Regions from separate parts of the Mus musculus genome. Here region 2 is linked to region 1. Evidence: chromatin contacts called from ENCODE Hi-C or POLR2A ChIA-PET data. All regions are on one chromosome and are shown on one strand. The core of a region is the stretch at or near the end of the contact, and the rest is flanking DNA. Distances in the headings are between cores, read along the strand shown. Region 1 holds the start of Mt1 (metallothionein 1). Region 2 holds the start of Nup93 (nucleoporin 93).

Region 1 (4,709 bases), core at 664-3,163:
GTATGCATCCAGAAAACAAGGAAGAGGCAGAATAAAGGACTTGGGCATCTTTGTGCCAGAGCACACCTCAGCCTGACTTGTACCCTAGGAGCCAGCAGTCCCTGCCTTTGCAGAATCACTGATGTCTCTGACGTGAGATCTCTGCTTAGGAGTTGCCCTTGAGTGCTTGGAATTTGTCTCTAGCCCAGGCTGAAATCCTCTGCTCTTTCCAAGCCCAGTCCTTAGCTACTTAAAACCAGTAAATTCATGAGATCTGGAGAGAACTGACCAACATTAGTCAAGCAAGAATTCTGGTTTTTTTGTTTGTTTGTTTGGTTTTGGTTTTTGGTTTTTCGAGACAGGGTTTCTCTATATAGCCCTAGCTGTCCTGGAACTCACTTTGTTGACCAGGCTGGCCTCGAACTCAGAAATCCGCCTGCCTCTGCCTCCTGAGTGCTGGGATCAAAGGCGTGCGCCACCAACACCCGGCTTGTTTTTTTTTTTTTTTTTTAATCTTTAATCACTTCCTTATTAACTTTTGAAATAGGATCTCATTTGTGTGGCCCTGGCTGGCCTTGAATTTTGCAGAGATCATCTGCCTCTGACTTCTAAGAGCTGAGATTAAAGAGCTACCCTAAGGCAAGAATTTAACTGTATAGATAAAGACTCAGTTCCAAATGAAGGTTTTTTTTTGGATCTTCCCACGCAGAGGGTATTGCTGTGTTGTCTCCTCCAAGAGGAAATATCCGGAGGAAGGAGAAACGCCCTGGGTAATATTATACTACCAAACCAGTGGGTTGATAATAGAAAGACACTTGTATCTAAACCACCATGAAGGAGGAGGAAGAGGAGGAGGGGGGAGGAGGAGAAAAAGGAAGAAGAGAGGAGAAAGAAGGGGAGAAGAACGGAGAAGAGGAGGAAGAAGAGGAGGAAGAGGGAGAGGGGGAAGAGGAGGGGGAAGTGTGTGTGTGGGGGGGGGGAGTGTCATAGCCCAGCACCTGGTGCCTTCTCTGCCTACAGATGAACTTTGTACAGAATCACAGCAAGAGAACGTGGGACAAATACAGGAGCGTTAGTGCCAGGCAGTGCTGGTTCACAGCCGTTGTACTACTGACTGGATATATGGCCTGGGCAAGTCACTGAACCTCTGAATCCTCTGTCCTTGTGTGTAAATAGAATTTGCATCTCTCTATAGGTATTAAATGAGAAATTGGTTTAACTCCTGGTTCTGGCATAATAGACATATTGCTGGTGGTGGTTCTACCACAGTTAAGCAAAAACCTGCCCAAAGTCGTATAGCTCAGAAGTGATGGTATGCATGAGCCAACAGTGTAGCTGTTCTCTTGCCCAGGACACAAGGCCTGCCTGACAGCAGACTCTAATGTTACTCAAAATCAGAAGCATTAAAAAAAAAAGAAAGAAAGAAATAGCTGACTTTATTTTTTTTATCTAATGCAGTCCCCACCTAAAATGATCTCTCTGGAGGGAGGGTACCTTGGTTTTTAAAACCAGCCTGGAGTAGAGCAGATGGGTTAAGGTGAGTGACCCCTCAGCCCTGGACATTCTTAGATGAGCCCCCTCAGGAGTAGAGAATAATGTTGAGATGAGTTCTGTTGGCTAAAATAATCAAGGCTAGTCTTTATAAAACTGTCTCCTCTTCTCCTAGCTTCGATCCAGAGAGAGACCTGGGCGGAGCTGGTCGCTGCTCAGGAACTCCAGGAAAGGAGAAGCTGAGGTTACCACGCTGCGAATGGGTTTACGGAGATAGCTGGCTTTCCGGGGTGAGTTCTCGTAAACTCCAGAGCAGCGATAGGCCGTAATATCGGGGAAAGCACTATAGGGACATGATGTTCCACACGTCACATGGGTCGTCCTATCCGAGCCAGTCGTGCCAAAGGGGCGGTCCCGCTGTGCACACTGGCGCTCCAGGGAGCTCTGCACTCCGCCCGAAAAGTGCGCTCGGCTCTGCCAAGGACGCGGGGCGCGTGACTATGCGTGGGCTGGAGCAACCGCCTGCTGGGTGCAAACCCTTTGCGCCCGGACTCGTCCAACGACTATAAAGAGGGCAGGCTGTCCTCTAAGCGTCACCACGACTTCAACGTCCTGAGTACCTTCTCCTCACTTACTCCGTAGCTCCAGCTTCACCAGATCTCGGAATGGACCCCAACTGCTCCTGCTCCACCGGTAAGACTCCCGATCCTTGGTCTTTAGAATACCAAGTTGGGACCGCAGAGCGGAATCCCCGAGTTGTAGAGGCTTGGCGGGAATAGGCACCTTTAGTTGGCGATTCATTCCGGTTCTTTCTAGAATCCGCTCTTGCAAAAGCCTTCATTAGTTACGAGTATTGTCGAACGGGTCCTTTGGCGGGGTTGGGGCTAGGATTTAGACGCGCAAATGTCCGGTTCCTGATCACCCAGTTAGTGGGGACATCTGGGTTGAGTCCCAGGCATTACTAAACTTACTGTGAATTGCTTGAATTAAGAAAGAGGTGAAGGACCTTTATGTCTTGGGACTCAAAGACATAATCCCTGACTTAACCTGTGAGGAGAAAAGTGGGGCTAGGCTCCCTGCAGCTCCGAGGAGGACTTAGTGAACTGAGCCGGGACTCGTGGTGTTGGCCACTGCTGTAATGCTGCCTCCCTCATGCTGTCTTCTTTCTCCTCCCCAGGCGGCTCCTGCACTTGCACCAGCTCCTGCGCCTGCAAGAACTGCAAGTGCACCTCCTGCAAGAAGAGTGAGTTGGGACACCTTGGGTGGCGGCTAAGGCTAGGGGCGGGGAACTCCTACAAAACTGGCTCTGAGAAATGTCCTTTGCTTCCCGGAGGCCATTGTATTGTCTCGGGGACAGAACTATACAGAGAACTATTTAAAAAAACCGAGGTCTTCTCTGTTGGGGACAGGAAGCAGAGGTCTTCAGCCAGGCTGACCTCTTCCTCCTCCTTTCTAGGCTGCTGCTCCTGCTGTCCCGTGGGCTGCTCCAAATGTGCCCAGGGCTGTGTCTGCAAAGGCGCCGCGGACAAGTGCACGTGCTGTGCCTGATGTGACGAACAGCGCTGCCACCACGTGTAAATAGTATCGGACCAACCCAGCGTCTTCCTATACAGTTCCACCCTGTTTACTAAACCCCCGTTTTCTACCGAGTACGTGAATAATAAAAGCCTGTTTGAGTCTAACTCTGGTTTTCTTGGTGTGGTTTGGCAATAAGAAACTGGGGTGACTTGATAGTCTGGGGATCTGGTTTTGGACCCCCTCGTGCCTTTACCTCCCGCCTCTGGCCCTCACAGAGGGGTAATGTCTTTGGGTAAAGCCAAGCTATCCCATAAGCTTCCTCATGGAAAACAGCTGTGTGCCTGGTCAGGTCTTGTGTTAGGGGAAGGGAGGGAGGGAGGGTGGTCCTGGAAGACTTGATGTCCCATCCTGGAAGCACAGAAAATCTTATCATTTATATTCTCTTTGGATTCTGGTTTCCTCTCACATTGTTGGGTATAAGGAGGTGGGTATGAAAATTAACATAGGGTGTCTCGTATGCTAGGCAGGGACTAACACTGAACTAGATTCCAGAGGGGCTTTCTTGGCTGTTTTGACACAAGTTGCTTACCTTGTCCTAGAACTCATTCTGCAGTCCAGTCTGACCTTGAGTTTTTGATTCTCCTGCCTCAGCTTCCCAAGTACCTGGGATTACAGGAGTGACTGTGTCACCAGGCCATCTCCTATTCAGCCACCAAATGCAGACACTATTGCATATGCCATCAAGATTTTGCTGAAAGGACCCTGATAAAGCTGTCTCCTGTGAGGCTTTGCCAGTGCCCAGCAAACACAGAAGTGGATGCTCACAGTCAGCTATTGGATGGAACACAGGGCCCCCAATGGAGGAGCTAGAGAAAGTACCCAAGGAGCTAAAGGGATCTGCAACCCTATAGGTGGAACAGCAATCTGAACTAACCAGTACCCCCTGAACTCGTGTATCTAGCTTCGTATGTAGCAGAAGATGGCCTAGTTGGCCATCACTGGGAAGAGAGGACCCTTGGTCTAGCAAACTATATGCCCCAGTTCAGGGGAAAGCCAGGGCCAAGAAGTGGGAGTGAGTGGGTAGGGGAGCGGGGTGGGGGTAGGGGTGGGGTATAGGGGACTTTTGGGATAGCATTTGAAATATAAACGAAGAAAATATCCAAAAAAAAAAAGATGGAAAAAAAAGTGATAAAGAGCGTGGGTCCTGCCTGTAATCAAGATATTTGAGATGTAGCAGCAGGAAGGCCAGGAATTCAAGGCTAGGTATTAAGTTTTTTTTTTTTTTTTAAAGATTTATTTATTTATTATATGTAAGTACACTGTAGCTGTCTTCAGACACTCCAGAAGAGGGAGTCAGATCTTGTTACGGATGGTTGTGAGCCACCATGTGGTTGCTGGGATTTGAACTCCTGACCTTCGGAAGAGCAGTCGGGTGCTCTTACCCACTGAGCCATCTCACCAGCCCCAGGTATTAAGTTTTAGAGGGTAGCCTGGGCTACATGTGACCTTATGTCAAAAATAAGTGTCGCCGGGCGTGGTGGCACACTCCTTTAATCCCAGCACTTAGGAAGCAGAGGCAGGCAGATTTCTTGAGTTCGAGGCCAGCCAAGACTACACAGAGGAAACCCTGTCTCGGAAAAAAAAAAAGTGTCACAGAGTATGACAACTCCCAGATGTTTGGTCCCCAGATGTTCTACATACTTTGATTTTTAATTTGTGTG
Region 2 (4,709 bases), core at 1,466-3,965, 35 kb after region 1:
GTTGAAGCAGGTGTGGCCGAGTTGGAGGAAGTGTGTCACTTGAGGTGGGCTTTGCCGTGTCAGAAGCTCAAGACTAGTCCGTTGTCATTTTTTTCTTCCTGCTGTCTGCCAATCCAGATGTAGAACTCCTGCACGCTGCCATCCTTCCCAATATGACTACAATGGACTGAACCTCTGAACTATAAGCCAGCCCCAGTTAAATGGTTTCCTTTATAAGGGTTGTCATGGTTACAGTAGCTCTTCATATAAATAAAACCCTAACCAAGACACTGGCCAACATCTGCTTGCTTTGACTAAATGAGTCTTACTATTGTAAATTTGAGGCGCACCGGTCACTACTCTCCTTCCCTACACAGGCAAAAGAAAGGTCTGAAGTATTGATTTTTGTCATTTCTATAGATCAGCAGGTCTTGAACTGTTGGTCCTACATATCAGATATTTATATTACAACTTAGCAGCAAAATTACAGTCATGAAGTAGCAACAAAGTAATTATATGGTTGGGGGGGTCACTACAACATGAGGAACTGTATTAAAGGGTCTCAGCATTAGGAAGGTTGAGCACCACCGCTGTAGAGCTTACTGAGCCAGAGGTTCTGAATTCTGCTGGAAAAATAGAAGCTGAGTTATTTTATAAAGAACTTAGTGGTGGGGGGCAATTGGAGAGTTGGCTTAGTGGCAAAGAGTGCTTGTTGTTCTAGGAGAGGACCCAGGTTCTATTCCCAGCACCCACATGCTGGCTTATGACTGTCTGTAATTCCAGTTTCAGGGGATTCAATGCCTTGTTCTGGCCTCTGTGGGTGTCTGGCACAAACACGGAACACATACACATATGCACACAAAAACACTTATACCCATGACATTAAAACAAAACATAATTTCTGGGGCTAGCAAGATGGTTCATCAGATAAAGACACTGATGGCAAGTCTAAGGACCTGAGTACACACACACACACACACACACACACACACACACACACACACAGAGAGAGAGAGAGAGAGAGAGATCTCTCTCTCTCTGTCTCTCACAAGCACATTAATTAAGGTCATAAAAATAATAAAATCTTTTGTGTTGGCAAGAAGTCTCAGTTGGTAAAGTACCTACTGAGCAAGCAAAAGCCCAGTGTGGAGGGTGGCTCCTGTAACCCTAGTGCTCAGGGGAGGAGGGCAGAGACAGGTAGATCCCTGGAGCTCACTGGATAGCTATTTATGCCCATTGGTAAGCGCTGGGTTCAGTGAGAGACCCTGTTTCAAAAAATAAGGCAGAGAGTGACTAGAGGAAGCCACCCAACAGCAACCTTTGACCTCCAAGCACATGTGCACATAGCTGCCCACATACTTCTGCACATACACAAATATATACCACAAACATACACATGCAGGCAGAAAGAAGTTCTGTGCAGCTATAATGCTAATCATTGTGGGCATCTTTGTATGTTAATTGTATTTATGTTTTATAAGCATATAAGGCAAAGCTGACTAGAACACTTTATCAAACAGGCATCTACCAAACTAGAATTATTAATGGTGACAACCTTGCCTAGGCCTGTGTTCACATGGTCCTCATTAGGTCAGGACGGTGACCTTCATTGAAAGATTAGACATGTTCGAGACTGTGCAATCCAAAAAGTGCCTCTTTAACGATTACAGGCTATTACGGGAGCTAAAGCAATGGCTCAGCATACTGCTCTTGCAAAGGACTTTGGGTTTGGTTCCTAGTACCCATGCCGCCTCACAACCACCTGTAATCTTACTCCGGAGATCTGATGACCTCTTTTGGCCTCCTTGAGCACCAGGACACACACACACACACACACACACACACACACACACACACACACACACTCACACACGAGTGCTTACAGTTAGCCCCACACTCTTTTACATTTGTCAAAACCTCCTCCTATCCAGGTCTCTCCTCTCAGCAGCTGCTGAGACCTGCAGCTTGCCTGTCCTGTTATTTTTCTCTCAAACTCCCAACAAAATTGTTTTCATTCAGCGCCTGTTTTCAAATTTCTTTTACCCACTAGACTAAGAACCTCCTGAAGGGTTCTTGTATATCCCAGTGACACACTTTGTTCCCAACGCGGCCACACTGAAGTAATCTCTTTTCTTTGGGTATCACCACTGCTTTTTTCTGTAATTGGCCAACGGGGCAGGTGGCCAGCCTAGCTTGCTTGTTCAGGCTGCCAAAAGACAGCCTTTTCCCTTGAGAAACTCCAAAACATGTTTTTATCTTTCACCTTTCAGTTGGAATGACACCTTTCCTGGCCATCCGACCATTTTTCTTCAATTAGTTTGCTTTTCCGTTCTTAGCTCTCCTAATTACTGCTGCATTTATTCACTATATTTTGTTTCCCTGGCCAAGCTGAGAACTGCTTGAGGTCAGGGATCTTGTCTGCTGTGGAAGTCACCGTGTTCCCTGCACCTAGAACAGGCCCAGGCACTTGACTGAAGCTCTACACCGAGTGGCCGAGCTCTCTGGGTCTGCCCAGCATTGGGAACTGCGGAAATGCTTCCTCTAGGACTGTCAACTCCAACCACGTGGGCGGGAGCAGGGCGGAGCTCCTTGACTTACTTGTAGCGACAGCCCCGCCTCCGGCCCCGCCCCGCCCCCACGCCTGTGTCCTCTTGCGGGTCTCCATAAAGTTCATTTGGCGGCGCAACGCGCAGGGGCTTCTGGGAGCTTACTGCCTCAGCCAATCAGGAGGCGCGGGCGAGCGGCGCGAGAAGCGGCGGCGGCGGCGTAGTGAAGAAGCCGGCAGCGGGCGGCGACGGAGGCAGGTAAGGTGTGTGAGGTGTGGGCGCCCACGCGGCCCCGAGCCGACCCTGGGCCCGAGTTCGGGGCCTGGCCTTGAAGCAGAACACCGAGCCTAGTTCGAAGAGGCTCGTGCTTCCTCTCTTGCTGTAGCTGGGCATGCCGGCCGGCGACTGCTCGCCGAGTGCTGTGACTAGGCTCTTCCGAGCGTGGTCCTCCCCACTGGTGCTCTGTCGCCACGCCCACCCACGGCTGCCAGGCGTCACCCGGCCTGACTGCCCTCTTTGGGGCGTGGGGGCCGTTCTTCTAGAGAATGGCTCTTCCGGGTGAAGGGGCGGCCAGCGAACCCCTGTCAACTTTAATCTCCTTTTACGGAGAATCCGACAGGATGCTAATGATTGCCGCTTCGGTTGTCTCACCTGTTTCTGGGTACCCTGTATCCTGTCTTCTGTAAGGGATGCCCAAGTATATTGGGTCCCTTCTGAAAGAAAATCACAGCATGGGCGGCATGGTGTCGCTTTCAAAGCGAGTTGAAGCCAGCCTGATCTACATTAGACCCTGCCCCACCCCTACCCCCCTAGATGACTTTCAGTACAAGCAAAGGTCAGCGCTTTAGTAATAATAACAGTAATACTAATCATAGAAATAACAACAACAATAGTAATATAAGCTCCCTGTAGTGAGCTGTAAGGCTTTTAAATAACGTGACCCATACTTTCAATGTCTGTTACACCCCACATTCTCTCCCCACCCCCAACACCACCGCAGGACATGCTTTGACTTAAGGGCTTTGTTCTTGTGGTTGGATGTCTGTTTTGTCTGCTCTCTTTCTTGGAGTCTTCACTAGGGCCATTAGAATCTAAGCCTTTCCTCACTCTTCTTGTCTTCACTGCTTTTTTTTTTTCCCCTAAGCATTTAGGTTTTATTTGTCCTATGTATTGTTTGTCCTTCCCCGACCCCTGTAGAACATGAGTGCCTACCTAGTACTTAAGTTTGGTACACAATAAAGTAGGTGCTCAATAAATATCAAATAAATGAATGTTACTGATATTATAGGCTTGTGGTGAATGAGACAGGCTTCTTTCTTGGGAAGACATCACACACATAAGCAATAAACATAAATATTAAAACCATGAGACTTGAACTGTTGGAGCTGTGGTGAACTTGGGTTCTTCTCCCTCCCTCCCTCCCTCCCTCCCTCCCTCCCTCCTCTCTTCCTCTCATTTGTGTGTTCTTGTGTGTCTTTTATGTATGTGGATATTTCTGTGGAGGCCAGAAGAGAGTGTCTGATTCCTTGGAGCTAGAGTTACAGACAGCTGTAAATCACTGATGTGGGTGCTGGGACCTGGGCTGGCGTCCTCTACAGAGCTGTAGATTTTCTTAACTGCTGAGCCATCTCTCTTACCCCTGAGCCTATAAGGTAGATGCATTTTGAGGTGTTTGTGTGTGTGTCAGAGTAAAGATCAGGAGGAGGTCCCAACTCTGTTATGGTCACTAGTCATTTTAATTAGCAAACATGTTTTTAGTTCTATTATGTGCCAGGCTTAGGTCAATGCTCAGGATTCAGAGTTAAATATCTGTGAACCTTCCTCTACGGGAAGAGATGTTTGAGAAGTGGTCACAATTGCTCCGCTAGGGAAGAATGCCTAGAAGGTTCAGAATAAGTAGGGAGGGCCTTCTCTGTCTGTGGTGGGGATGCTTGTGTGCTTGACAGGTACAGGAGCGGGAAGGGAAGAAACTGCCAGGCTTCCTGAGGAGCAGAGATGTGTCAGGGTACAACTGAAGAAGGAGGGAAGAGTTGAAGGTGGTGCATGGCGCTGTCTGTTTTACAGAGCACCTCATGCAACCATGTCACAAACTGAGGTTGAGGTGCCCCAACTGGTCTAAAGTGGGAGATATTTTGGAATGGCCACTTTGGCCACAGGGAGAGTGTGTTAGAAGAAATGGGAAGT

What was found. Hi-C counts contacts between places; a loop is a spot of excess contacts on that map. ChIA-PET counts read pairs that join two places held with the same protein, here RNA polymerase II (POLR2A).
Region 2: POLR2A ChIA-PET joins it to region 1 with 54 read pairs in embryonic stem cell. The contact joins the promoter of Nup93 here to the promoter of Mt1 in region 1. A Hi-C loop is called at or near these places in 11 of 37 maps with a recorded cell type or tissue (CH12.LX, Patski, T-helper 1 cell and 6 more). POLR2A ChIA-PET finds 5 or more read pairs at or near these places in 4 of 5 experiments (Patski and embryonic stem cell).

What each region holds. Positions count from the first base shown.
Region 1 is chr8:94,177,176-94,181,884 of GRCm38, forward strand. It overlaps Mt1 (metallothionein 1), which reads left to right and starts at 1,914. Exons shown (of 3, transcript NM_013602.3): 1 at 1,914-2,163; 2 at 2,648-2,713; 3 at 2,927-3,152. The coding sequence starts at 2,136. The coding sequence ends at 3,018.
Region 2 is chr8:94,211,849-94,216,557 of GRCm38, forward strand. Nup93 (nucleoporin 93) reads left to right here and starts at 2,716. Exons shown (of 22, transcript NM_001357266.1): 1 at 2,716-2,783.